Regions from separate parts of the Homo sapiens genome. Here regions 1, 2, 4, 5 and 6 are each linked to region 3. The links are chromatin loops, found by intact Hi-C in ENCODE. Cell type or tissue: heart left ventricle. All regions are shown on one strand. Region 1 overlaps PDLIM5 (PDZ and LIM domain 5). Region 2 overlaps PDLIM5 (PDZ and LIM domain 5). Region 3 has its middle 45 kb from the start of PDLIM5. Region 4 overlaps PDLIM5 (PDZ and LIM domain 5). Region 5 overlaps PDLIM5 (PDZ and LIM domain 5). Region 6 overlaps PDLIM5 (PDZ and LIM domain 5).

Region 1 (5,000 bases), 56 kb after region 3:
ACAAGGTGGGAGGATCACTTGATACCAAGAGTTCAAGGTTACAGTGGGCTGTAGTCATGCCACTGTACTCCAGTCTGTGCCACAGAACCAGACCCTGTCTCAAAAAAAAAAAAGAAAAAAAAAAAGGTAAGAATAGCACTTTAGACCTTGGGAAAGAACGTTTTCATGTAACTATTCATCTACTCGTGAGTTAGGTATATCTACCTACTTAAACTAAGAATAGATAGATAATAGATAATGTACAGCTGTATATTGGAATGACTTGGATTTAAATCTTAGCTGGAAAATCAGTTCATTAATTTGAGCTTCTGATTTTCTTTGATGTATGGGAAATGCTTTATAAATTAAAAAGTATACAGGTAGATTTGATTATTATTAATAATTTGGAGCCTGTGAGCTTTCAATTTTTTTTAGAACTTCTGAGGCAAAGAGCTTTTCTTTATGATAGTTGCTAGTCACACTACATGTGAATACACAGTTGAACAGTGGTCTTTGTCTATGACATCCTGTTAGCAGTAGTTCTTACCCAGATTCCCATATACCACAGGACCAGTTATATCTTTTTCCCCCAGTTACAACTGTATTGAGGACAAATCAGTTATGATTTAGTTATTTCTAGAAGCAAACGTTGCTTTAGACAAAAAAGGAGTTATTTAGCATCGTATGAGAGAGAATTATGTTTCAACTTTGGCAGATGAGACTCTAGGCCTTTATTTCAGTATCTGAGATGCAAAAAATATTGAGTACGTGACATAAAATTTGACAAAACTAGATATTAGCATGTGAAATAACAATATGTGGATCTGTTTGCAAATAAATGACCTAATGGAAATGAAAAGAGAAAACATTAAGTAACTAAAGAGCAGTGACCATGGTGTCTACTGATTCTTTAGGTATTCTATGTGTTGGGCCACTATATAGTCTTGTTGAGAAGGCAGGTTTGGTTCCTTAATTAACAGAGAGGGAAAAATCACTTTTCTAGCGTACTTTGTTTTTATTAAGAGGTTTTTTTTTTAAAGGTAATAAACTAAGAATGGACAAAGCAGAGAATATTGAATGAGTATCCCCTTATTCCTTCACCTTTCTTATTTTTTTGTTTCCTGTTTAAGTATAGTTATCTACCCTTCTGTAAATACTCAGATTTCTTTTATAGCTGATGTTGTCACCCATTTTTTATGACAATTACTAGAACAGAGTTCACCAACCTTGTTGGCATTTAGTAACTGGACTCCCAACTGGGCTAAGCAGTTGTAGTAAATGTCCCTAATAGGCGTAAATAGAGGAGAGTAAAATGAACTGGAAATGTTAATAGGAGGGAATGAGAAAGAAAAAGTTAGATGAGAGAAAAAAATAAAGAGGACTTTTTAAAAGGCTGCAGCGTGTCACCCAGGCGGGAGTGCAGTGGCGCGATCTCGGCTCACTGCAACCTCCACCTCCTGGGTTCAAGCAGTTCTCTGCCTCAGCCTCTTGAGTAGCTGGGATTACAAGCATTCGCCACCATGCCCAGCTAATTTTTTTGTATTTGTGGTAGAGACAGAGTTTCACCATGTTGGCCAGTCTGGTCTCGAACTCCTGACCTTTGATCCAGCCACCTCAGCCTCCCAAAGTGCTGGGATTACAGGCGTGAGCCACTGCACCCAGCTTAATTTTCTTTAGGTAAGACATTCATATGGTTCAAAATTCAAAAGATACACGAGCGTATAGGGGGAAATGTCTCCTGGTGCCCTGCTGTTCATTTCCTCCTCCTGGAAGCCACCTGTGTTAGTAGTATACTTCCAGAGATAATCTATAGGTATATCTCCTCCCCACCCTCCTTTTAACACAAATAGTATGCTTAATAGAAATACTTTTTTTTTTGGCATTTTGTTCACTTAACCCAACATCAGTAAATATATCTTCATTCTTCATTCCTTTTTTACCACTACACTGTGTTTGGATTTGTCATAATTTTTTAAATCAGTTCCTATTGATAGACAATTAGATTTTTTTCTAGTCTTATGCTTTTACTGACACTGCAGTGTAAGTTTTGCCCATATATGTATATATATATGTGTAGACATTTAAATTTTTTCTAGTCTTTTGCTTTTACTGACATTGAATTTAAGTTTTGCCTATATATGTGTATATGTTTGTATATTTGTATATTTGTCACATAAATTCCTAGAAATGGAATTGATGAGTCAGAGGGTGTATGCATTTGTAATTTTGACTGATATTGCCGTCTTTATAGAGACACTCCTGCTCATAATATGAGGATGCCTATTTCCCCATACCTATGCTAGCCTAAGTTTCAACAGACCTTGATCATTTCCAATCAGATGGGCCAGTTTCCACCTGTCTTCTTTTTACAGGGCTCAGTCACAAGTATTTTACAAAGGATTTTCTGTGTTTTCAAGTGGTTTGTTTTCCATTTTGCAAGATAATCTAGGAAATAAAAACATGCTGCTCTTCTTTAAATGATACCATTAATTTCTTAAAGATGCCATTTTCTGAATTCTTTCGTCCAGAGCTTTTGTTAGTAATTATCTCCATCATTTGTTTCCCATTTCTAAACTAACTTCCTCTCTATCTTAACCTATTACTCCCAGTTACATGGCAAAAGATTTTGTGTTTTTGGCATAGTGCCCTGTCATAGACTTTTTGGAAAATTAAGCAAATCACATTTAATAGATTCAAAGTTGTTAACTTTGGAATCTGTTCAGTAGGCTGATATACAATCAACCCTTGAACAAAACAGGGTTTAGGGGCACCAACCCCCTGTGCAGTCAAAAATCCATGTGTAACTTTTGACTCCCCCAAAACTTAGCTACTGATAGCCTACTGTTGATCAGAAGCCTTACCCATAATATAAACAATTGATTAATGCATATTTTGTATGTTATAATATTAAATACTGTATTCTTAGAATAAAATAAGCTAGAGAAAACATTTAAAAATAAGGAAGAGAAAATATATTTACTGTTCATTAAGTGGAAGGGAGTCATCATAAAGGACTTCATTCTTGTCATCTTCACTTTGAGTAGGCTGAGAAAGAGGAGGAAGAGGAAGGGTTGGTCTTGCTGTCTCAGGGTGTGCCAGGTAGGTTAGGTGGAGGTGGAAGGGAAGCAGGAGAAAGCAGGAGAGTTGGGCACACTTGGTGTAACTTTTATTGAAAAAAATCTGTCTGTAAGTAGACCCGTGCAGTTCAAACCTGTGTTGTTCAAGGGTCAACTGTATGTGTGGTTTTGAATTCTAGTCTTTAGCTCCTTTTAAATGATGTGACAAGGAGACTGACCATTATGAGGTGTTCACTATGGTCCGAGGAATGGCAAATTTCACCCTTATGAGACTCAGTGTGTTTTTATTATCAACCTTTATTAGCTAATGGAAGTTAACTGAAATCAGGTAGGTTTATAGAGTGTTCTGTAGCATAGTGAGTCAGGCATTGTGAAGGTATACTAATGTGTGGCACAAGGTAGTTACTCATTTTAGCCTAGTGTGAGCAGCAGAGTGTATGTGTTGGTAACTATAGTAACAAAAAGAGTAAGGATGCCAGGGATATTTATATTTTTTTGTAGTAAAGATGAGGAAAGGAGGAATTTCTCTTTAGTGTGTTGCTGTAAATGTTAAATATGATGAGAAGAGTTTTGAATTAGAGAAGAATTTGCAACACTTGTTATTTGGATTCTGTGAATTGTTAAACATTTTTTTCCCCAAGGTCCAGAGATTGATTTAACAATGGCCACTGTACTTCATGATAATTGTCCTGGCTAAATTTTAATTGAAGAAAAGAGAAAGTAGTTACGGTAATGACATTAACAATTTAATGCTGTTTACCATTGATTGGATCAGGGATTTAAGTGTTGTGATTCAGTTCCATTGAGATCTAATTAACAGCCCAGTATTTTTCAAATGATTTCTGGGATATTAACTTTTGGAAGTGGTAGAATTAAGAGATTTAGTAAGGCTGTATAACACTAGCCAGAGCAGACTATGTTCTGAAAGTATGTTTGTTCTGAAAGTATTTTTCTTCTGAGAAAACGTTACCGGAGGACAGATGTCCTTTAGAAAACAAATGTTTTGTCCCTTAACTAGGACCCCTTAGAAATGTTCTGGAGAAAGAAATTATATCTAGCTAGCTAGCTATCGTGTTACACATATAATTTCCATGATTTTGGTCATTCCTTTGAAGTATCTTTATGCTACTCACTTGCAAATATCCTACAAATGGTTGTTTTGATCTTTTTAGGGTAGACGTTTCTGTTTTGTTTAAATGTACCTCTGTCTATTCTGGAAGATTCTGGTTATTTGGTGTCCAGTTCTCTGAGTGATTCTTTGCTATTTTAGCAGACAAAAGTATTTCCAAAATTCATCAATGGCTTATTCTCCTTCAGGCTGGTTCCTTATCCTCAGGCTAGCATCTTGACTAGGCAATAATTTTAGAAACTTATATTTAATATATTACTGCCTTATTTAAGAACTGTATGAGCTTCCCATTATCTTTTGAATTATTACTTAATTTCTCTGGTTGGTTTTCAAGTTGCATATAAATGGGCCCGTTTAATATAACTTGAGTTTATAGTCCAAAATGCCAATTTTGAACCCTGAAGTTCTTAGTCTTTTTATTCTTTTTGCATACTACTTTTGTTTATTCTTATCATCCCTAAAGCCCTATCTCTTCCTCTAGGAACATTCATGTATCCTTTGCTCTCTGAAATGTTTGACTATTCCAGTTCAATTCGGTCTCCTTTCTTTCCTGTATTAAATAATAATGATAATAATGAAAATATGCTAACGTTTATTGATCCCTTGTTACTGTTTGGGTCCTGTTCTAGATGTTTTGTACATGTTCGATTATTTAATTCTCATAACAGCCCCATGGGGAAGTGTGATTTTATTTTATTTTAGTTTTATTTTTTTGAGATGGAGTCTCGCTCTGTCACCCAGGCTGTAGTGCAGTGGCATGATCTCGGCTCACTATAACCTCCACGTCCTGGGTTCAAGCGGTTCTCCTGCCTCAG
Region 2 (5,000 bases), 190 kb after region 3:
CCTATATTGAAAGTAAAGTGAAACCATACCTAAGTCACTTGAAAGGGGAATTGTACTTTGTTGGAGTAATCTAATTGCCAAAAGTTGACACTTTTTTCTTGATATTTTCTGTTTGTTAATTAGTGAAAGACTTTTTTTCATTAAATGAACATTTGTTTTTTAATGTCTTCCTTTGTGTTTTTGGTGTGTTTCAACATGAAGAGCATGGTGATTCCCATGAGGAGAGAATAACAATTTTAGAAATAGGTATATGAGATGCTTAGTTAGTGCTCTGAACAGAAATACTAATAGAGAAAATTTTATCATTAATAAGGAAATGTTTAAATATAAGAATCTAATCTACAACATTGATTTAAAAGAGGCAACAGCCATCTTATCAGTAACTATTAATAATAGAAAGTTATTAATAATATATGGCCTACCAGAATAGAGAATTATGGGAGACCATAGAAAATTTTATTTAGAGATAATTATGTTATACATGCACACACACACACACATTTATGCCAAAAAATCATATTGTCAAAGTATATTTAAGTTAAAAAATGTTTTTCTTGATCTCACCATGTTCTCAATTTTCTACTATATTATAATAATATCAATCTTTGTAGTTTCAAATTTTTAATGCTATATATAAGTATAAAGTGGTATTTTAGTTTAGCAAAAGGATATCTAAAATAATGATCAAAACATTTTTATCAGTCTTTTCTTTATCTCCCTTGCTTAAAGAATGATGGGTTCTGATTTTTCACATATTTATTATGGTTGTATTAGTCTGTTCTCATACTGCTAAAAAGAACTACCTGAGACAGTAATTTATGAGGAAGCGGTTTGATTGACTCATAGTTCCACAGGCTTAACAGGAATCATGGGTGGGAGTCCTCAGGAAACTTACAATCATGGTGGAAGGTGAAGGGGAAGCTGGTACATCTTCACAATGGTGGAGCAGGAGAGAGAGAGAAGGGGGAGGTGCCACACACTTTTAAACAACCAGATCTCATGAGAACAATCTCACTGTCACAAGAACAGCATGGGAAAACCACCCCAATGATCCAGGTACCTCCTGCCAGGTCCCTCCCTCAACACGTGGGGATTACAATTTGACATGTGGTTTGGGTGGGGACACAGAGCCAAACCATATCAATGGTTAAGAATTATAAGGTATGATATGGCTTCCCAATTGTCAAAGAATTAAAATGCTCATTAGGAGAGGAGTGACTGCTTCTCCCTTTAGTAGAAAAACAATTCAAACTCAGGTTACCAATTACAATACACAAACTAAAACAGTTATGTTGAGCCGGGAAACCGTCTTCTTGTAGGCTATCTTCTAGCACCAAATAATGCCCACATGATTTCTGGCTGAAGGCCATCAGAATGGAATTTTAGCACTGGAAGAATAGAGTTAATGTTACTTCTTAAGGAGAAACCTATTACCTTTGTACATTCATTGAAAATTTAGGAAGCATAAATTACATATTTCTGAACATACTGTTTTGTAAGTTTTTTTAAAACTTTGTTGATATTCATTGACCCACACAAAATAGATTAATGAAGAAATAGTTTGCTGACCCATCCCATGTCTTCATTATTGCTGTGTTTCACAAACATACTGGTGTCTTGTGACATATCCTTATTAAGACACGTTAGTTGAGTATATTACCTAAAGCTGCTATTCTTAATAAGCTATGCAAAGAAAGCAGGAATTATTCCCTAGCCTGATATTTGCACATATTTTCATGAGATAAGAATTAGCAATTGGACTTGCCCCAAAAAATAGAACAGCAAGATACATTCCCACAAAATATGTTTGCCAACCTGTAAAAAAACCACCTGTCAAAAAATGGTGTATATGATCAAGTAATTTTTGTCTCTTGCAAAATATGGAATATTTGTAATTGATCTTTGATTTTCTGCTGGTTGAGTATACTGTTTTATGCAAATACTGTTTTGCTGACTACAATGTAAAGGTCGCCATCTGTTGAACATAAGTAATTACTACACTTCAGTTCCTTGTGAGACTAGTACTTAAAAATTATTGAGCCAAGAAACATAGTTCCTATGTATTTTCACATCCAAATTGTTTAATTCTGTTTAATGCTGGAAATGCCTGTTGTTGTTGTTGTTTACCAAATTAAACGTGTACTATTAGCACTTATAAAGATCTGTTATTTATAAAAGTCAGTGTTCGTAATATGCCAAGTTGGCTTTCATAATCCCAGAATATTCACCACGTTCCTTAGAGGCAGAATTTTGTCAGACCGGTAGTCCTTCTCTTATAATGCTGTTTGGATAAGTTGTTTTCCATTTCACCTTTAGAGAAGTAAATTACACAATAAAATTATTTTATTGAATTAAACCAGATAATTAAAGAAACTTATGTTTACTAAAACTCAGTATTGAAGAAGACTCCTGCACTTTAGTTTTTTTTTTTCTTCAAAAGAAATCACAACTTCAAAAGTTAATTAAGAGCATTGATGATAGGCAGACTTCAAAATCATGGAAGGCTTAATTTCTATCTTTTGCTGCTATTCTAGTTTATGTATTTCAGACACATTGCAGGTTTCAGAAGTCCAAGTTTTCCTACTTTTATATTATGTGAAGGTTTGTTTATTAGAATGATATGATTTTATAAAAGAAAATTGAACCAATATATTATATTATATAGTATAAAGCATATGACAGGTATGGATATTTAGACATCTTCACTTTCCTTTTAGTCAAATTAAAGAACTATCTACAAATTGCTTTTATCTAAAAATTAGTCTCATGTGTCCATGTATTCTCTTTTGTGTTTTTCTATTTTTGTATCTATTAAAGGGTATTGTTTGAATGCTACTCCTGTGTCCAACTCTGTAATAGGTGTTCATCTCACAGATGCACCTAATTAACTACTCCCAAAGATTCTGAATTTATATCTTTGAACAGAAGAATGTGTTAAAACTAAGGTGACACCTGTTGCGGAATTTTCAAGTTAGTGGTACACACTTATTTTGCCTCTTCACACACTTTATTCTTTATCCTGATATGCTAGTAATTTATAAGAAGAAAAAAATTGAGAATAAATTTCTGAAAGATTTTAATGTCTTCAGGTAGCTGTGTATCATTGGTTAGACAGTGAGTGAACTTGAAGCTTTAATACAGAGAAGTAACACTTAAGCAAATTTGGTGGAATCAAGTTTACCCTTGGCTTACAGCAGTGGAATCACATACTTGTTAAAATCAGCAAAGCTCTTAGCAGGGATGTTGGAGCAGCATCACAGGTATGTTTACAAAAAGTACACCCACCAACAGTAAAACCAAAAATCCTTTATATATGAAAGGTAAAACAATCAGATAACATCTATTCAAGGGATAAGTAAAAAACAGAAGTGATGTCGTCAAGGGTGATGGTGAAACTAATAAATGCTCTGTGTTGAAAGACAGCAAATAAAAATAACCAAAACCCAGAGGTTTATTTATATCCTGGAGGGATTTGAAGCCCCCCATACAGAAAGTGATTCTAAATGGTTCTCACTAGACTCTTTTTCTTAATGACTTACCGCTCAGGGTATGTAGAGGACTTACAGATGAGATTCACTGAGTACTATCTGCGTTTGTTTCAAATCCTGGATGGGAAAGAAAATAGAAGAGTGGTAAAAGGAAAATATAGTACTGATTTTCAAAAAAGGAAAAAAAAGTTAACTTCTAACCATAAACTAATTTGAACTTGAGATCATCTGGAAAAAAGTCAAGCAGGCATTCTGAAAAGCATGGCTAGTGAGCACTGAGAAGAGGAGGGCAGAATTGCCAAGACCCAGAATAAGTTCTCAAGAAACACATCACATCCAACTTAACACATTTTGGATAGATTGGGAGAGATGTTAATTTTAACAATTGATCAAAGAAAGACCCTTAAAATTCCTTTGAATTTAATAATGAAATGAGGTTGATAAGTATGTTTTTAAATGCATAAAAGGTTGAAGTAGTTTAACCAAAGAATATTGTTTAAAGGATTAATTAGTGACTTGGATGAGGAGATCCACAACTTGCTGCCCATATTTGTGAGTACCATGAAGCAGGGAGATATAGCATACATGTTCAATAACCAATAAGGTTGGCAAACCTAAATATCAAAGGAGAAGTGGGAATTTTAAAAGAAAATAAACCCAGTAAGAGTTAGTCATGTCGTATGGCTCCTAAAATGATAAGCAGTAGTTCTGTTCTGCACTAGTAAATCTCACCTGGTGGCATATTATGCTAGTCCTTGACGTTAATCTCTGACAATTACATAGATAATCCCAAGAAAATCAACTGAAGACTCACTGAGACAATTAAGCTGTCTTTGGGTGAGAAGCAGTTATATGAGTAGTTGATATTAGACGATAATCTGGGCTGGTTCTTTGACCTAAATCCAAGTGGGTCTTTTCCTCTAAACATTCTCCTTTAGTCTCAGGCCTCACTTATTAGCAGTGGCCCCTGCTCATGTTTAGCATATATTATATATAATAAATACGTCCAACAAATGTTTATGAGGCACTTATTTGTGCTGGTTTCTAGGAAAATGAAGATGCTATTATGAACTTAGTCTAGTAGAGCAGACATGCAATGAAAAAGGAAAATAAGGAAAAATACAGTTTTAGGTTATGATATATTCTATAAAGTAATATAGTACAACATGAATATAATGAGGGGAGGGGAAGAGTAAGGTCATTAGACTCTAGTTAGAGAAAAAGAAAATAATTTGAGCTGAAATGTGAGTGCCCTGAAAGAGTCAGTCATGAGGATGTGGAGATGTCCTCTCCAGGCAGAAGGAACAGCAAATGCAGAGTCCCTGAGACAGGAATCAGTTGGTGTGTTTAGGGAACTGAAAAAGAGCCATTATGAATGGGGCATAGTAAATAAGAGACAGAATGATAAGAGATTACGTGAAGTACTCAGGGGCCAGATTATTGACTGCCTTGTAGGTTGTGTTAAGGAGTTCAGATTATTTTTCTAATTAAATGAGAGGCCCAATATAGGAC
Region 3 (5,000 bases):
AGGGATGAGCAGTAAAAACCAGATATACATTTAATACAATAATCCAAATTAAAGTACAAACATTGAAAATAGGGGGACTGGGACAAATACATGAAACATATTACATGAGAGGAATGGAAAGGAACAAATTCAAGACAAATTACACATAGAAAATAATGAAACTTTAAAACGATAGATTTAGACTCAATACCTCTTTCCTCCCACATCCCCTTTCCCTTTACAGCACAGTCTTTCATATATTTGAAAAGAGCTAAAACAGCACTACATCTTTCGTATTTTAGAAGTAATTTCCCCAGTTTAAGTATTCTTCATATGGCTTCCCACATTTCCTGCTGCTGAATACTATGTAGTTTGTCGATATCATTAAACTCTGATGCCCATAATAGAGAAGAGTATTTCACATGTGTCTGACCAGGGTAGAGTACAGCACTGATCTAAATACCATACTTATATTAATGCAGGCAATGTCTACATTGGATTTTTTTCCCTGTAATATCACACAATCAGTTCATATTTATCCTATAAAATCAACTAACTTCCTCAGAAACTTTATGAGGTCAAAGTCAGACCATATTCTAAGTCAGTTTACCTTCAAATATTTTTCACAGACCAGGCTCTAAAAATATTTTAAAATTAAGTATATATATGTATATATATATATATTTTTTTTTTAAAGACTCACTCTAGACATGGGCAAAATTTTTTAAATGTTTAGGGATATTCTGAAATCTTTTAGAGTGACTTGTTTTAGGATTCTCTTGCTGCCATTACGCAGCCCTATCATATGTGGATGCACAAATGAATGTGGTATTTAGTACAAATGATGCTCTTTCACTTACACGATGAGAATTTACTGATCTTGGTTATAGAAACAATTCTAAAACCTCTATTCCTGTTCCTAGCAGACACTTCACCCTTAGAGATCAAAGAATTTGAAGTCGTAAGATATAAATCGACTGGGAATCCAGACATTTTTCTGGACACTCATGTACATGACAGCAGGTTCATTAATAATTAGGTCGTTACACCGACAATTAATCAAGTCATGTCATTTTAATACATGGAAAATAAACCTGTCAGTGACAGCTTAACCACCTTTCATCTTCTTACAAGCAAGGCAACAAATAAATATGACAGTTTAAGAACAGGTGTAAATAAGAGACACGGCTCAGACAGGAATCTTCTCCTCTCCCTTTGCCATCCTCCCCCATCACACACACCTACACTAGTTTTATTTAACACCGTAACTCCTCTCCCATTATGATTTTCTTTTTTAAAAATTGCAGCTGAAAATACTGAAAATCATCCCAATGACCAGTGAGTCAAGCATGTAAGATCAAATGATTATTTTTCTAGTAAATAAGATACAATTACTGGCCAGGCACAGCAGCTCATGCGTATAATTGCAGCACTTTGGGAGGCCAAGGTGGCAGGATTGCTTGAGGCCTACAGTTCAAGACCAGCCTGGACAACATAGCGAGACCCCATCTCTACAAAAATTTTACAAATCAGCCAGGTGTGGTGGCACGTGTCTGTAGCCCTGCCTACTCGGGAGGCTGAGGTGGGAGGATCACTTCACCCCAGGGAGGTCGAGGCTGCAGAGACCCAAGATCATGCCATTGCACTCCAGCCTGGGTGACAGAGTAAGACTCTGTCCCAGAAAAAAAAAAAATATATATATATATATATACACACACACACACACACACACACACATATATATATGTATATATATATAATTACTCTTTGACCTTGATGGGAAAAGATGTACCATAAATTTTATCTTTGTACTTATCATCACCTATATTGCAGGCTTCTTCGGGAGTAAGAACTAGAACTATCTTAGTACCTTTTACATTTTGTTAAATGTAAAAATTTTTTATAGCAACGAACACAACCCACCAATACATAAAAATACAATGAGAATATGTGCCTTTTAACAAGGTAAATGAAAGACTTTTGTGATGTGAAGATGGGATTGGCAATAGATGGTAAACTTGAAAAAAAAAAATAAGTAAAAGAGGCAACTTCTCCGGGATATGCTAAAGTACCTGAGAAGTAGAAAGGACACCACTAGAGGGCGGTAGCCTCCTCGCTTGCCATAACTAGATTCTCTTATGCGAAACTTCCTACACCTAAAGTTGTTCAGTATTTCTTCCAGCTAATACTTGATTATTTTCTTCCTCCCACAGCAAATATCTGTTATGTTGTTTCACTAACCTTGAAATCCCAGTGACTCGGAGGTATAATATAATGCCTAGGAGTGTGAGCTTGAATAGAATATTTAGAACCTATTGTATTTTTATTGCTATTTTGGCCAAATAACTTTGAAACAAGCTGACACCTGAGATTTGGGAGAGATGTCATTTCTCACACCAAGTACTATGCACACAAGTAAAATTTAGTCTGTGGCCTGGCAAACGCTAGTTAAGATTGCTTCTTCTCAAGTCACACTTTGCCCTTTATCTTAGCACACAGGCAGCTGCGACAAGAGAGCCCTTTTGCCGAAAATAGCTTTCCAGCAGCCTGTCACTTTCCCCGAATCCATTAAGAGAGTGGTTCCCAACCTTTCAAAATGAGGACCCTTTACAAGCAAAATTTCACAGACATCTATGTGATAATTCTTGAGCTCTTAAAATTGGAGGTTAATATATCTATAACATCAAAAAGATAGTATAAAAAAGATACTATAATTTCAGTAACACCTTTTAATGAATTAGTATTGTATTAACCACAACAGCGTACATTTAAAAGATAGATAGAAGTACAAATATACAAAATATAATATTTAGCAGTTAACAGTTAAGGCTCATTGCCTAAGCAGGTTCATGAACCCCTGATGTAAACTCATGGTCTACCCCTTACGTACCCCACAAGGTCTGGGGTGTGCAAAGAGGGAATTGTTGAATTTGTGTATTATCCCACCAGACATCCAGTTTTAAGATGGAAACATCCTATTTTCTCATTTGACTTTTTTTAATACATCACAAACTCTCAGAAATGGAAAATGTGTATCTTTCTGCATACAATTAAGAAAGACCACAGTTTCTGGCATTCATCAGTTAACAAACCTAATCTAAGTTTGTGTGTAGCTGCTTACATATGATCTTCTTGTGAAGATTTACCAGGGTTCACATTTTTAAAATATCCATGAAAGTTTGATCTCTCAAAGACGTCAGTTCCACATACAGTGTGTCAGTATGACCTGAAAAAATTTCTCTGGTGTCCTAATGAGTACGTAACATGCATTCTTTAGCTTGAATTTCCTGTGAGTTTTGACATCATAGATTAAATATCTCCTGGCATATTAAAAGAGTATCTGGAGTCATGTAGCTCTGAAGAGAGCCAAGATTCCATAGCTCATGTTAGCTGACAGTGAAACTCCACCACTTAATTCTGGGAAAAGTCAAATTCTATCTTGTACCAAAGTCACTTACTGTACATACATTCTGCCCCTGCTTCTCATTGGAAGTGATCAACTGAAGGACAACATTTTAATTAAATAAAATAAAATGGTTATGTATTTAATTTAATTAAACATTCATGCTAGTTTAACTGTTATCAAGGTAAGATATTAAATATAATAGGATCCTATACAGTACTAAACTGAAGAAAATAAACTTACTCAAAAGACAGCATTCAATTCCTATGTCAATTAAGAAGCCATCATGTAAGATAGGGAAAATTAATTAATTATACTTTTCTATGTGTTGCTACTTTTCTACAAAACAGAAGTGATTGTTCTTATCCTTGTTAAATATACACATTCTTGTTAAATACAGAAAGGGGTTCTATGAGTCAAAGGCTGACAGAGAAATATAGAAGCTTGTCTGGAACCTACACCAGTGCTTCCCATCTATTTAGGTACAAGGTCCTCTTTTGAACATGCTAACTCCACAGTCTTTCACACTGGCAAGTCTGGTTTACGTATGCATCTGTGGGCCCTCGTCAGTGAGTAGAACTCTCTGGAATTTGGAGGCCAGAGTTGGGAAGTGCTGATCTGGGTTAACCTTCATTTTCTGAGGTCTGGAGAGATTAAGTGATTTGCACAAAATTACACAATTAACTAGGGTAAGCTACAGCTAAACTACAAGTCTCTTCAAGCTCTGTCTCATACAATTTCCACCACCCCCTAAATTATAGATGAAAGTACACAGAGTCACAGAAAGAAGATTCCTATGCTAATTCGGAGCACTGTATTTTCAGGCAAATTTATCAGCTAAGTGCTGAGAGCGCTACTGCACTTTAGATCTGGAAACGCAGAAGGGTGCTCAGGAAACTTATAAATAGAATGGTTGCAGATAGTTTGATGTCAGCTTTAGGACATAAATAATGTTTAGCAGGTGTCAAATCAAGGCTTGGTTCTGTCTGACATTTTCATCAGTGACCTAGATAAGACATTGGCAATCTATGGAGCTAAAGTCTCTCAAAAGAATTTTACATTTTCCTTCTGCTGTCTCCTGCCCACAACCTGTCACTCCTTTTCTTCTCCCATAATCATGCCCCATGCCATTCCCACAGCTCAACTGATCTCAGTGAGAAGTTAGATTATTTAATTAATTACTACTAAGTTGTCAGTGACTAATATAACAGCCTTTCCAAACATCTTAGAGACCTTTAATTTTTTTAAATTAGTCTATTTATCCAAAATAATAATACTCTTTAGTGGGTGACACATGTATCTCTGTGCTGACTAGACTATTTCTTCCTGCCAAGCATGACCATAACTCCTCTAAATTCATTTTTTTTTAATTCTTGAAAATGTTGAAAGGATGGCATTTTTTCTACCTGAAACTGAACTAAACCTCTGAACTTTCCTCAGTATGATGCTTCAGGCAGCTACTAGCAATTAATCAGTGAAAATCAATTGGCGCTTGCCATGAACCTTAATTTGCCATTTCTGATGTATATGATGTGAATACATTCCTGTGTAGAGGTAGAGAATAATATTTTATAACCTTTCAAAAACACCCCCATAGCCCATTTTATTTGAAAAAGAT
Region 4 (5,000 bases), 180 kb after region 3:
GTGTAAACATCCCCAAACCCTGTTTTATGTTTTGTCCATTTAAAGTTAAATTTTTCTGGACGGAGACTTAGGCTATTTACTAGATTCCAGTGTAAAAATGTTAGACTTGTAAAGGGGGAGAATGGCGTTTGGAAAAATAAACATTTAGGTTAGATAGAATTTTTTTTTAATTCAAGATTAAGATTCATTAATCTGTTAGGTATTACTATGCATTGTTCTAGGTGTTTCTAAATGCATTATGTGATTTGAGTCTTTAAACTCTCATGCCAAGAGATTACATACCTTTCTCAAGTCACACATCTTATAATTAATAGAGCTAAGATTTGAGCCTAGGTCTTTTGAAGCCAAATTTTGATGTGCCTTTCCCTATATCATCTGCTTGTGACTTGGGCTTATTTCTATGGCTTTGAATTAATATTTATTCTTAATGATTATAGAATTGAATTGAAGCTATGTGAATCAATTGATGTGCATATATTACAATTAGGTTAGATATTCCCTTTTTTATTTTGAGCGGTTGGGGAATCTATTCCAACAATAAACCTGTATTTGTGTAGTTTTCAAAGTGCCTTCAAATATGCTAAACATAAACCCTTAGAGGAAGTCTGAAAGACAGAGAAATTGTCATTGATTTCACTGTTGAGGAAAATGAGGCTTCTGTAGATTGCAGTTTGCCCAGGGCATGGGGGAAAGTGGGCAGCACAGCCAGTATGAGAAACCAGATCACCTGGCTATCATGTTAGCACATTTACCACTGCTGTGTATGATGGACTATTCCATTTGGGCACATTTTCTAAAATATGTAAAAATATTTATTTGACATACTCAAATTGTTACCTTTAGGTTGAAATCAGTCAACCCTCCACTTGCTGCCGCTCCACCACACCATTGAACATTTGCCCCCATTTAACTTCATATTAATATAAAACATTTTTCCTAAACTTTAAAATGTTTAAATATACATCTAAAACTCAACTCTGTTCAGGATGAGGTTATTTTGCAAAACTATTTCCCTGCTACTTAAAATAACAAGGCAGAGGAGAGAATGCTGTGCATTTGTGGCTGCAGAAGAGTAAATACAAGCAAACTATTGAGATCAACTTAATCCTGCATCTCACCCTCACTCAGTGTAACTCAACCCTCTGAGTTTATGAAACTGATTTTGACATGTGGAAATATAGCAACACTGACCAGTCTTAGCGTTAAAACTGGTAGGCAGTTTTTCTTACTATGTTTATAATGAATTGTTACTTACTCTGACTAAACATCATTGCAGAATTGAATAATGCTACAGTGTGTTCTTTGGCAAACTATACAGTTTATACTTTAGTCTTTTCTATCCCTACTGTAATATGAATGTGTTGTTAATGATTCTGCACTTAATAGGCTATGTGAATGAATTATGTTTTGAGGTTCTTCCACTTCAGGTGTCACTAACTTAGTTCCTTTACCATGTCTTATCAGACACGCCTTCTGGGCAATAATTATATCACTGATAATACAGAGCTATGGAATTCCCACAAATCACTTCTGAAGTTACTGGAACTTGCTTGTGAATGAGGGTGGTATTAATGAGGGACAGGAGAGAGTAAGAAAATTGAGTGATAGCTCATTATTTATGATCCACTGTGCTTCCTACATTTTTCATCATAGTCGCTACTAAGAAACAAGAAAAATTTCAAATGGCATATTATTCTTTTATAACATATGATTCAGGATAATTCATGTGAGAAATTGTACTTGCTATTAATATATACTTCTGTTATGTGAGACTGAAAGATTTTTCTCTTATTCTCTTCTGATTTTAAGTGATTCTAAAATGATCTATTTCTACATTTTACATCTGATTGCTTTCTGTCCTTTGTTAAGAACATAATAAGAATTTGGATTCATGTTTAAATGATTTTTATAAAACCTTGTCCTTTTAAAAAATAGTGGATCTTTCAGTCACTTGATACTTGAATTAGCATTAATACATAAAATAGTTTTCAGTGTTTTGTGGGATGGGGGAACAAAACTGTTGTCTTGATTATAACAGTGTAGTAGAATTTTTACTAACATTTGTTCATTTTTTGGTCTGTGTTTACATAATTATTTTGAAGCATGATGTTTGTGTAACATCTTCACTGAAAATCATTGTTTTGAATTTTATTTCATTGTCTTTTCTTTTTCTTCTTTTCTCCCCTCTTTGTCTGTTGTTCATCTTCCGGGGAACATCAATGTCTTCTCTACTCTATCGCATCTTTTTTTGTGTGTGTTATTCTTCCCTCAGTAACCCTGGCACTGTGTAAGTACTTAACCAATGATTCACTTTGTAATTGTCTCTGTAACTTTCCTTCTTGCTTTCAATTTAATACTACCAGCAAATTTTGTTAGGATTTTCTCATTATAAGAATTTTCAAAAATGTTAAGGAGCATAAGAAGCATTTTTTTTTATGCTAGATAATTTTGTATGCATCAGAGGTATGTTTAGAACACCCACACTTCTGTAATGAAAAACTTAGTAAGTTAACCTTCATTGAGATATAGATGAGTATTATGGACAGTGTATACCAGAGTTAGAACTGTAGTTTGGGCTTTCCTTTAGCTTATTATTATTATTATTTTAATGTCTGTATTTTGAAATAAATTACTTGCTCCTGAGAGTAAAGTTTACATTATATCCCAAATGCATTTTTTAAAATAAAATTATTGAAATTTTTCTTTTCTTTCATCATGGTCATCACACTCTGGAGTTTCAGAACCAGAAAACACTAAATGTTTAGAAACTTTATATCATTTGACATAAGACCTTAAGGTGTGGTAAACAACACAAAGAATCTAAGGGGTAGTGTACTTTTTACAAGTGTGTCATAACTAAAAATACTACTTAGGTAGTGTCATTCTATTATTCGTGATATCTTAGCTTGACACCATTGTTTTGTTTTTAGACACCAAACCTTTTATAGAGGATAAAATAGTCTTACACTTGAAATTGGCATCATTTAAGAGCAAACTACACTCAATACTTGTAGAGAAATTTAAAACTATAATAAGTTTAGTAGCTCAATATAAAATTTTTCAAGGACTTGCATAAGATAAAGAGTTGTCTGTTTTATGGCTGCCAAAGGCAGTGTGTTTATGAAGAAATGTATGCTTATTTCTTAATTTTAAAACATTTTGTTCATTTTTAAAAGAACTAGGTTTTGTTCAATATTAGTGGAAGGTCTTTTAGATGTTTTACTTGTGGAATCATGATATTACCATATTACCATAAGTTATAGTATTTTTTATGATTTTTTGCATAAATGTTACTGATTTGTTATTTTGTATATGCAGATTATTCATAGTCGTAGAACATGTATTACAGTTGATTTTCTAGTAATCATAAAAGAATACATTATGATGATCATTACCTCATGTTATGTACTGCAGAAAGCACTTTACATACATTATCTATCTTATTTGTTCTTAAATAACCCTTTAAGATGCAAGTCTTATTTCTCAGATGAGGAAATTGAGCTTAGAGAAATGACTTGCATAAAGCACACACTGAATCTGATTTTAAAGCCAGTGTTACTAACTGTAATTCTATCCTGTTCTTCACTGGGGAAAAGCTTTTCCAGTGTGCTGAGACAGTTTTGGTTATGTAACTGTTAAAATGATGACAGTCGTGTGGCCTGCGGATAGCACTATGATTTTCTCACAGTGAGTTGAACCTGGCAGGTGTTGCCACTCACATCTGACCACATTTATAACACTTTCTGTACTCGTATCTTGTGCCAGTAGTCTGCTAGTCCAGATTCATGTTCCTTTTTCTCTTTTGAAATTAAACTCATAGCCTCCAAAAATTTGCATTTGCCCTGTTTTGAGGGGGGAGAAGTGGAGACTATTCATGATGCTCAATATATCATAGTATTAAAATATACATTGCAAATTCCTTTGTATTTATGCCCTTTTGAAATAAAAATGAATGTTCTTAGCAAACTCAAAGTTCTTGAACTCTGTAGTTTACACATCCTTAGAACAGCACTACCTTGTATGTGATATTCAAGAGACTGACTTTCTAAAGAGTCTTAGAGCCAAGCTTTAAATTCTGATCTGTTAATATATATTTCAGTAGTTGCTAATAATGCCATACCTCTTCTTCACTATGCTGATCCCACACACAGCTTTCTTTAGGAGAAGGAATACCTGTACATATGAATGAGAAAACTGTAGAAATAATAGTTCGGACCCTTTTCAAAATTGTATTCGGAATTGCTAGTTTAGCCTCTACTAAACCATACTTGGTTCCTGGGCCTAGTGAAGATTTGATCATTTAATTTCGTGAAAGCCAATACATTCTAGCAGCATATTGATATTAATGGCCGTTGTGAATATTGTCCGCATCTGTGTTTCGTATGGCATACAGTGAACAATACAAATAATTTCAAGAAGTTTGATTTTGACTACTATGGACTTTCATTTTCTAGTTGTTTTCTTTTTTTCTTATCATTTTCCTTTCCTTTTTCTTCATGTTGGAAATCTTTCTTCTGCTGCCTTCCTCTGTCAATTAAAAGGAAAATCCCACCTAAACGGTAATCTTTCTGTTGAATACATTCTAATAGCATTATTTTATATTAACATTATAAGTGCAGTTTTTTACTTATAATTTAAAAGGTTTTTTTGTTTTGTTTTTTTGTGAAACAGAGTCTCGCTCTGTTGCCCAGGCTGGAGTGCAGTGGTGCGATCTTGGCTCACTGCAACCTCCACATCCCAGGTTCAAGCGATTCTCCTGCGTCAGCCTCCCCAGTAGCTGGGACTACAGGCACGTGCCACCATTCCCAGCTAATTTTTTGTATTTTTAGCAGAGACGGAGTTTCACTGTGTTAGCCAGGATGGTCTCAATCTCCTGACCTCATGATCCGCCCACCTCAGCCTCCCAAAGTGCTGGGATTACAGGCGTGAGCCACCGTGCCCCGCCTATTTTAGATAGATCTTTTAAAAACTTGAGACCGAATATACTTGCAAAGCAAACT
Region 5 (5,000 bases), 150 kb after region 3:
ATCCAGCATACACATAAACACATATATTAAATATATGGAAATTATATAGTAATGTAATAATATATAGTTATATAATGATTCAGTAGAATTGTCATCTGAATACATTTTTGTTGTTTGCTCACTTTATAAGGTTTGCTTCAAGACATCTCCCTTGTCTTAAATATTCTTCTCTTAAGCTATGATTGCATATGGATTATTTTTCTATATAAAATACATTTTATTCTCACTTTTTAGATTCAAAGTTAGGACATTTCTGAAAGATTTATGTATTATCTATTTAATAGAAATCTTTCAATTACTTCCCAATGTGTAAAGAGTAAGTGAATAACAGAAAATGAGAAATTTCAAAGACTTGGTAGCAAGCATTTAGCAAATGCCATTGTCCTTGTAAAATTATTTTAAGCTCTATCTGTTGTCACACACTGAAAGATGCAAGCAAACAGTGTGGCTTTGGCTAGAGCTTATCATTACTTCTCAGAATAACTTTGGTGTATTATCTCTAGTAGCATTTTAGCTTAGTTGATACACTTCAAAGTACCCGTTAGACACACCACAGATTGACTTAAGCTTTGATGACTTGCAAGTCCATAAATATCTCATTTTGGAACTCTAAAAGTTTGGAATTCTAAAACTCCAATTTTGGAATTCTGTGGTGGTCAACTGTAATTATCCATACTTGAGGAGCAAAAGGGAATAGTTCTGATGTCTGCAATTAATGATGGTTTTATTTTTCATATTGAAAATTACTTATCATAGAATTTTGTCATCTTCTTGTACAAGCATTACTAGAAAGAAGGTCATGAAAATAGTATGTGACTTTTCTTTGAAATATACTCACCTAAACTGGGGTTGAGGTCTGTATGGCAATAAAATTAAATAGATACAGAAAGAAGTAAGAGAATAGGAAAAATGCTAAGCAAAAAGAATAAAAGCTTGAACTTAACATACCAATTTAAAATTCAAAAGGAAAGGCAAAGGCCCAAGAAAAGGTTAGAAAATTTTGAAGAACAAGATGAAAGGATACCCAATTATGTATCACAGTATAAAGCTAATGTGTAACTGGTGACATGAAACTATTATCATTGTAATGCCTCTGCTAGAAAAGATCATTTCTATCTCAGGGTTTTATAGCTAGTCTGGTTCTAACTCAGTTAAATCCACAGTTATTTTCTGTGAAGCGATATTATTTATTAACATTATTTAACAAATTTAGCTTATTGTATACCTGTTTAATGCCAATAGTGCTGCCAAAGGCTAAGGTTAGAAAAATTAGTAGTCTGAAACTACTAGATTTAACTCTGTTTGCAAAGAGCCCCATAAATTACTTGTGCTAAAGCTGGACCTTAATAAATTTATAAGTTTGCAGTAAATGAAAGGGTATCCCTTGAATTCTCCCAAATCAAGACCCTGTAACTTTATTGAGTTTAAAACGCTTGAAGCAGATTACTGGGTTTCATCGTCAAAGATTTTTAATTCTAGAGACAAGTTTTTTTCACTTCATAGCCCATATTTTTAACCGCAACCCTGTATTGCTTATTCATTTCATCTCCCCAAATAAACGTGAAGATCTTTGGAAGAAGGAGTCACTTTTTATTCAGCTAAGTAGTATTTCTTTCAATACATGAAAAAGTCTTGACACACAGGCAATGCTAAAATATGCATACACATGAGAAATTAAATTGAGGCAAAATAATGATTACCTAACCAGCTACTGTGTCTGGTATATGACCCATAAAGGAAAAAAGTGGTCACAACTGAGGTCATCTCAGAAAGAATAGTTTTCCTGTGTAGTTGAGCGTAAATTGTTCTCCAAGATGATATGGAGAAGTGGAAGAATGTCTTTTTTTTGGCTTTAGGAAATACATTATTCATTCTCTACAGAAGGACTGATTGACTTTTTTCCTGTATATGAGGAACGGATTATTAGGCAAAGATATTACGTAGTAAAGTTTACTTAAACTAAGGTAAGATTTTGGACTGTGCCTAATGATTTGGAAGCTTACTTAATCACTATTCTCAATAGCTACCTAATGCCCAAGAGTGTGACTTTGTAGCTAGGATGAGCTGTGGATATATATACAAGTTTTTATTACTGCAGTTGTAAAACAAAGACTTTGATGGCTATTTTTTATGTATCATCACAGTTAACTATTTTCAGAATCTTGAGAGGTTTAATCTCCTTTCTAAGTCTTTTATTCCATTTAGTGACAACTGTTTTTTGACAATGTAATATATACTCTAGTATAATTTAAAAATATCTACAAGTTGTCAAGTTGAATGGCTGAGAGATTTGTTTAAAGAAATGTGGGCAACATTCTTGTGGTTGGAAAAAGTAAGGGAAAAATGAAAGTATTGCTTAAAAGCTGTTTTCAAAGCTTGCATTATGAAAGGGATTATATGTGAGATTTAGAGTCTTTTTAAAATAAAAAAGAAATAGATTAAATTCCAACTCTATAAATATTGTCTTTATATTTAAAAGCCCCAAAGAGGCTGCATTAAAATTAATTTCTGATTACGCATATGATCCCAATAGAGAATTCATTGACCAATTGAGTGCAGATAAATATAAAAATCTCTCTATAGCAAAGTCTACTCTCGGTAAAATTATGTATACTAATATATAAATATAAAGCCCAAATATGACATTTTTCATAAGAAAAAAATATAAGTAGAATCATAGAGAAGGATAAGATCTTTTCCCCTTAGATTTTGCTTCATAAAATAGTAGTAGTAGAAATTGATTAAAAAAGAGTGATCTAATTTTATATGGTGGTAGCAGAAAAAAATGCACATCAGGGTAACATCAGGCACATCTATGACATGGTCAGAAACTCTAGAAGGGGCAGGGCAAGATAAGGTGACTTTGGTAGTCTAGGTTGATTAGTGCATCTGAAGCAGGAGAAGAATAGCTAGAAGTATAGTGTCAACTAATACAAGAAAAACCCCAGTCGTTTCTTTTTTTGCCCCTCCCCTTACCTGGTCTCTTTTAGCAGAGGCAACCAATGACTTCTCCTAGTATTTACCTTTATGTTTCTAAATACTAACCATCTGCTAACTTTTAAATTATCAGTTTTATTATTATTATTATTATTTTGAGACGGGGTCTCACTCTGATGCCCAGGCTGGAGTGCAGTGGTAAGATCTCCGCCTCCCAGATTCAAGCAATTCTCCAGCCACAGCCTCCTGAGTACCTGGGATTACAGGTGCATGCCAGAATGCCCGGCTGATTTTTGCATTTTTAATAGAGACAGGGTTTAGCCATCCTGGTCAGGCTGGTCTCGAACTCCTGACCTCAAGTGATCTGCCTGCTTTGGTCTCCCAAAGTGCTGGGATTACAGGCGTGAGCCACCGCACCCAGCCAAATGATCGGTTTTAGTTATTAGCGTCTGACTTCCTTTTGCGATAGTACTTCTCTTGCCATCTTCTTGGTATCATCATTATTTAACAATAAATTTTAAAAATCCGTATTCAACTTTTTCATTCTTATGGCAATGTAAATATTCAGTGCTGAGCCAAATTATGGGAGAATCCAGTGTATCAGAATTCAATAGAGAATCCACAGGGTCCATAAAGAGCACTTGTGGTTATTGTGGGCCCTAAAGAAGTGTGTGAACCACTGCCCCACTCACTGTGTGGATTACCTTAGTGTGTCGTGTGAATGATCCTGCAGCTCATCCCTCCTTGCCAGATTACAGAGCTCTCCATGTGTTATGTTTACCACCTGCATGTTTGAAATCCATTTCTTACCAAGAAATTCTGTATCAAGAAATTCAGCTTTCCACAGAGAGTATTATATGGCCATGTCATTGGAGGATGAATAAATTTGGTAAGCTTGTGGGAAATGTGAAAATATTTTCTGAAATACATTTTTAAAAAATCTCTTCTTTCACATTGTCAGTATATTTATTTACACTGTTCCAGTGTTATCTTCACAGATAATTTGTCTTTGAAAAATGACTATATCATAAAAGTCTTTGCCAAGAACGAGCTATTCATCCTGTCTTTTGTTGTTGGACTTTATAATCTTTTGTTGTCTTCATATAATTTTAATCATTTTATTATTTAAAACTAGTAAATTGGTTTTCTTTGCATTGTCCTTTTCCTGAGTACATGCAGTAATCCCTTTTGAGGCCATCTTCCATCCAGAGACAATGAAATCATTTGAGTTTAAGTAGCTTTTCAAGCTAATGCTGTTGTTTTCCTTATTGTCTGTTAGCTTTTAAAAACATTTATCTTTAAGAAAATATTTAATAGCTATTTTCTGTTTGTGAAACAGTTACACATATATTGAAAAACATTTGGAAGATACAGAAAAAAAGAAACTCATCTGCCCTTTAGAGAAAACAAGCATATTTTGATAGATATCCATCTAGTCGTTTTTCTCTTCATATGTACTCATTTATATATGTATATACATTCGTACGTACATACGTTCATACATATATATAAAGACACAGATTATACATTCTTTCAAAACATACTTCAGGAAGATAGGTGTGAACAAGAGAGAAATGGTACCTGCTGCCATGCAACTGCCACACTAGCTAATAAAAGAGCTATTCAGTATACAATCACGTAATTATAATTTTGACAAATGCATATGATATAAGAGCATGAACAGTTTTAAGGAATGAGTAGCATTATCAAATTTGTGAAGAGGTTTTATCAATTGTTTTTAAAGTTTGCTGTCATAGTATATAACAAAATACCTTTGGTATCTGCAATGTGTGTACAGATACATTCTATATCTATATATATCTGTATCTGTGTATACCGAATGGTCCTCAATTTACAAAGGTTGACATGAATTTTTGACTTTACAATGGTGTGATACCATTCTGTTTTTCACTTTCAGTACAGTATTCAATAAATAACATGAGATATTCAATACTTTTTTATAAAATAGGCTTTTTGTTAGATGATTTTGCCCAACTCTAGGCTAATGTGAGCACATTTCAGGTAGGCTAAGCTAAGCTTTGATGTTTGTTAAGTTAGGTGTG
Region 6 (5,000 bases), 120 kb after region 3:
TGTCTCAGATATAAAGAGTTTCCCTTCTGCAAATGCCTAGAGCAGGAAGCACACCCAGTATAAAAGATATTTGGGCTTGGAATCTGAAAGAATTCAATCCCCAAACCCTGGATATGAACTGGACTCAACAGGAAGGATTGTTTAGCAGATCTTCCCTCTCTGTTCCTCTTTGTGCTCAAACAAAAATACAGCTGTTAAAAGAGTTTTAAAAAATTATTTCTAAAAGAGTATAAAAACCCCATTCAGATTGCATTCTTTTTATTCTGCTAAAATGTGAAGTTTCCTTGGCTGCTTCTCTTCCTGATTCATAAAAATCACACAACTACTGTTGCACAATAAAGAAATGGAGAAATGATCAGGGAATCTTTCTCAGAAAATTCAGTTTTTTTTTATAGAGCAAATAAGAATTTAAGAAAATAAACATTTAAATCATTTGAATTTTATCTTTACATGCTAAAATTCTGTACATGTTAAACAAGACAGTTTTATGTTACTTCAATAGTATATTAATATACTTTTGGTATAAGCAAAAGTATAATTTTTATCAGCATTTATTATTCTTTTTCAAAGAGTGACACTCCTAATGAAATATATTTATTACAGCTAAAAGATGGCGGCAAGGCAGCCCAGGCAAATGTAAGAATAGGCGATGTGGTTCTCAGCATTGATGGAATAAATGCACAAGGAATGACTCATCTTGAAGCCCAGAATAAGATTAAGGGTTGTACAGGCTCTTTGAATATGACTCTGCAAAGGTAAGTTGCTTTTTGTTTGTCCCTGAAAGAGAAAACAACATTGAGGAATGTGTTTTTGTGTGTCTGACTCACGGTGTTAACTAAGACTCAGTTTCTGCTACCATCATTTCAGGTAAATAAAAAATATAATGGCTCTTAAATTGGATAATTAAGCAGCAAGAGAATTGCTGAAAGCTATGAGTTATTTCCCCATCAAAAGGCATGTATTCCCATACTAATAAAAATTGTGTGGGCCTGTAATCCCAGCACTTTGGGAGGCCAAGGCGGGAGGATTGGTTGAGCTAAGGAGTTTGAGACCAGCTGGCCAATATAATGAGTCCTCGTCTCTACAAAACATAAAAAAATTAGCCAGGCGTGGTGGCGTGTGCCTGTAGTCCCAGCTATCCAGGAGGCTGAGGCAGGAGGATTGCTTGAGCCCAGGAGGTCGAGGTTGCATTAAGCTCTGATCGTGCCACCACACTCCAGTCTGGGTGACAGAACGAGACCCTGTCTCAAAAAAAAAAAAAAAAAAAAAAAAAATTGTGTATACAGCTTCAGAGAATTCAGGAATTCTTGAAATTTCTCAATGGAGTGCAGGCTAAGAATTCTTTCTGTTAGGTAAAATTCTGAGCATTATATTAAAGGGTATTCTTTTAGGATATGATTTGGCTTTCATTAGTTTGTCCTTTTCTCTTTTTTTTTTTCTGAGTAGAAAATTTTTAATAGAGTCATTTGAAGGCTGGACTTTTTGAACTTATTGCTTTCTAAAGTCACTCTGGCCTCAAGTTATAAAATAATTAATCATCACATTGTTTATAATATATCAGGTATTTTGAGCATCCCATCATTTGAAACCTGCACCAAAATCATCTGGAGTGCTTGTTAAAAATACTGATGTCTATACTGAATCCGAATTTCTGGAAGGAAAGACCAGGAGTTATATTTATTGAAGTTCTCTGTGGTTATTATGACTTACAAAGTTTGATCACTGTAGTATCCTGGGCTGAAGGCAAGGGAGGAGAAAGAGGGAATGCAGAGTGATGGAAGGGTAGCTGTGAACCTTCAGCTTTATAATGAAGGTAGCTTGATCATATACGAGGTAGTTATGGAGATTTTAAGCAAATCTTGTTTTTGATGGTTACAAAAAGTGTTCTGAATTCTATCAAATTTGGAAAACACCACTTTTTCTCCCTCCCCAATCTCTTCCATAATTATATTGCATATAATTATCTTAGTCTTCCATAAATTATCATGCATATTATGAATCTTTAAGAGGGAAATAGGCTGGGCGCTGTGGCTCACGCCTGTAATCCCAGTACTTTGGGAGGCTGAGGTGGGTGGATCACCTGAGGTCAGAAGTTTGAGACCAGCCTGGCCAACATGGTGAAACCCAGTCTCTACTATAAATACAAAAATTAGATGGGTGTGGTGGTGCATGCCTGTAATCCTAGCTACTTGGGGGCTGAGGCAGGAGAATCACTTGAACTCTAGAGGTGGAGGTTGCAGTGAGCCAAGATCTTGCCACTGCACTCCAGCCTGGGCAACGGAGCGACACTCTGTCGCCCCACCCCCCAAAAAAATATTAAAAAAAAAGAGGGAAATAAAACCTGGTACCTTCCCAACATATTTGGCTATGGAACCTTTTTCTTGGAGCCTCTCCTAGGAGTCGTGTTTTGTGAAAAACACTTAGGCAGTGCTTCTCTGCTTTTTGCTACTGCTGTCCTAGGTGATTGCTAGTGAAAGGATTTCTATAGGATAAATTATATTTACCTGAGTATCAATTTGGTATTAAAACTGAATAGGAAATTGTTTTTGCAAACTTTGACTTAGACATACAGATCTATTTTGAGGTATTGTGACTTTCTAAGCAGTTTCCTCTTTAGGGTCTTTTTAAAAAACTTAGAGAAATTCTTTTCAGTGGGACTGCTGAATCAATGTTTATATGTATTTTGAATTTTGATAGGCTATTAGCTATACATTTTAATGCGTAGGAAAGTAGTCAATAAGAAAAGTAATTGGTTATAAAAAAATTTGTTTCATTAGTATTCTTCTGTTCTCTATATTGAGACATGTAACATGAAAGTTGTTACTAATCACATGAAAGTAAAGTCATTTTTAATTTACCAAGTATGAATTTTGAAGGGAAATCAAGAGGTCAAGAAGCTTAACTTGTTTGAGATATCAAGAAAGCAAAACAAATAGAGATGATGACAGGCTGTTTTACACATTCTAAAACTGAAAGTTTATTTAAGGGTATGAGCTCTTTCATGGGTTGCGTACAATTTCTTTCATACCAGCCTGCTTGTTTTCACATTGTGCTGCTTATTTTATGACCCAGGAACCAGAATCTTATTTTCTATTGAAAACACTTCTGAGCCCCATAAGAGTAGATAAAAACCAGATGTTGCCCTGTTTGGATGCCTTTCCAATTTATGTAATCTGCTACTGATTCTAATAAAGATTCTTTAAGGCTGCTTAAATACAGAATCTGACAAACCAACTTACAAAATTGACTTGTTATAAACATTTGAGTATACTACTTAATCATATCTTCATATTTCTAAATAATAGACATTCAAGGACCCAAACTATTAGGGAGTATTTTAGAGTCCCATTATTATTCATTGGCGTTCTCTTCAAGTTTTTGAGCAGTTCTTGTGTTAGGTAATGTCAGCCTGTTTTGATAGAGTGTGTGGTTAACAAAATTCGTAGTATAACATTGACAGTGCTACTGAAGAAATACTTTTGCCTTTTAAGGAAAAAAATACAACTTTGAAGAGTTATCTTTGATTCTTTTCTATACCAGGACCATTCTCTCCTTAAGTTTTCTCTCTTATATCAAAGTAAGTATGTTTTCCAAGTTTGAACAGCATTTCTTTCTTTCTTTTTTTTTTTGAGACTGAATCTCGCTCTGTCGCCCAGGCTGGAGTGCAGTTGGCACCATCTCAGCTCACTGCAACCTCCACCTCCCAGGTTCAAGGGATTCCCCTACCTCAGCCTCCCGAGTTGCTGGGATTACAGGCGCATGTCACCATTCCTGGCTGATTTTTTTGTATTTTCAGTAGAGATGGAGTTTCGTCATGTTGTCCAGGCTGGTCTCGAGCTCCTGACCTCAAGTGATCCACCTGCCTCGGCCTCCCAAAGTGCTGGAATTACAGGCATGAGCCATTGCGCCCGGCCTGAACAGCATTCTTTTTTTTTTTTTTTTTTTTTTTTTTTTGAGACAGAGTCTCACACTGTCACCCGGGCTGAAGTGCAATGGCACAATCTCAGCTCACTGCACCCTCCACGTCCCAGGTTCAAGCAATTCTCCTGCCTCAGCCTCCCAAGTAGCTGAGACTAAAGGCACGCATCACCACGCCCAGCTAATTTTTGTATTTTTAGTAGAGACAGGGTTTCACCATGTTGGCCAGGATGGTCTTGATCTCTTGACCCCGTGATCTGCCCGCCTTGTCCTCCCAAAGTGCTGGTATTACAGGCATGAGTCACCACGCGTGGCCCTGAACAGCATTCTTAATTGTCCTCTGGTCAGTTCTTCATTCCACTTCTCACCAACCAGATTACTCTGAATTCTTCCAAACTAAGTTACCTACAAGAGTACTTTTTCAGTGAACTCTTCCCTTCATAAACTTGAAGTTTTCTGCATGAATATATACTACTATCATTTACAGACTTGTCTTAGTCCAATTTCCTAGAGCAGAGTCTGAGATGGGGATTCTTGTGCAAGTGATACAGTAAGGGATTCCTTTAAGGAAAGCAGTGAGTGAAACAGGATTGGGAAGCAGAAGAAACTGAGATGAGCAAAGGTGTGATTTCAGGGGATATCCAGCTTCACTTGATCCAGCAGGAAACTTGGGAACAAAATTGCACTACAGAGTGAGTCTGTCTTGCCTTGAGGCAATGAAACTGGGCTTTTGTACCCCCTTCCTTGTATTTGTTAGTTATTAGCTGTCAGCTGCCCTGGAAGTATGTTGTGTGAGTAAACAGAGAAGAGGGCTAGGAGGTAGCTTATATTGCTTCCAAAGAAAGTTACTGGTGTGAACCATTAGAAGCAATGGAAGAAACACCTGGGGAATTGGTGTACCAAACCATTAGAAGGGTTCCAGGAGATCTAAGCTGGGCACAGACAACAGCACGTGCTATGGGATTCTATCCAGACTAATCCCTCTGCTCAGAAGGTCGTGTTCTTTGTAATCGAGTCCTCCTCACATTGTCCTCTCCAGATCACCACCACTCATCACTGAATGCCCTTTCTTCCATTTAGGA

What was found. Hi-C counts contacts between places; a loop is a spot of excess contacts. Peaks named below come from ENCODE experiments on the same cell type or tissue, not always from the same donor. Only the 100,000 strongest peaks of a DNase experiment are listed, where the experiment ranks them.
Region 1: it touches region 3 in a loop (4-fold over the local background); 55 of 110 quality-filtered maps call a loop at or near these places.
Region 2: it touches region 3 in a loop (12-fold over the local background); 102 of 110 quality-filtered maps call a loop at or near these places.
Region 4: it touches region 3 in a loop (4-fold over the local background); 100 of 110 quality-filtered maps call a loop at or near these places.
Region 5: it touches region 3 in a loop (6-fold over the local background); 5 of 110 quality-filtered maps call a loop at or near these places.
Region 6: a loop joins it to region 3, with 2.3 times the contacts of the local background. A loop is called at or near these places in 5 of 110 quality-filtered maps.

What each region holds. Positions count from the first base shown.
Region 1 is chr4:94,460,520-94,465,519 of GRCh38, forward strand. All of the region lies in intron 2 of PDLIM5 (PDZ and LIM domain 5), which reads left to right. Among named protein-coding and RNA genes, the nearest start is that of PDLIM5, 11 kb to the left of the region's middle. In heart left ventricle, no CTCF peak of the experiment used is centred here; no DNase peak of the experiment used is centred here; H3K4me3 peaks cover 2,255 bases; H3K27ac peaks cover 4,051 bases.
Region 2 is chr4:94,594,116-94,599,115 of GRCh38, forward strand. All of the region lies in intron 7 of PDLIM5 (PDZ and LIM domain 5), which reads left to right. Among named protein-coding and RNA genes, the nearest start is that of PDLIM5, 140 kb to the left of the region's middle. In heart left ventricle, a CTCF peak has its summit at 1,981; no DNase peak of the experiment used is centred here.
Region 3 is chr4:94,404,791-94,409,790 of GRCh38, forward strand. No RefSeq gene overlaps it. Among named protein-coding and RNA genes, the nearest start is that of PDLIM5, 45 kb to the right of the region's middle. In heart left ventricle, CTCF peaks have their summits at 2,079 (motif pointing right) and 2,281; no DNase peak of the experiment used is centred here; H3K27ac peaks cover 3,715 bases.
Region 4 is chr4:94,580,445-94,585,444 of GRCh38, forward strand. The region is part of intron 5 of PDLIM5 (PDZ and LIM domain 5); the gene reads left to right. Among named protein-coding and RNA genes, the nearest start is that of PDLIM5, 130 kb to the left of the region's middle. In heart left ventricle, no CTCF peak of the experiment used is centred here; no DNase peak of the experiment used is centred here.
Region 5 is chr4:94,550,049-94,555,048 of GRCh38, forward strand. The region is part of intron 3 of PDLIM5 (PDZ and LIM domain 5); the gene reads left to right. Among named protein-coding and RNA genes, the nearest start is that of PDLIM5, 100 kb to the left of the region's middle. In heart left ventricle, no CTCF peak of the experiment used is centred here; no DNase peak of the experiment used is centred here; H3K27ac peaks cover 3,805 bases.
Region 6 is chr4:94,523,121-94,528,120 of GRCh38, forward strand. PDLIM5 (PDZ and LIM domain 5) reads left to right here. Exons shown (of 13, transcript NM_006457.5): 3 at 604-755. Among named protein-coding and RNA genes, the nearest start is that of PDLIM5, 74 kb to the left of the region's middle. In heart left ventricle, no CTCF peak of the experiment used is centred here; no DNase peak of the experiment used is centred here; H3K4me3 peaks cover 1,076 bases; H3K27ac peaks cover 4,229 bases.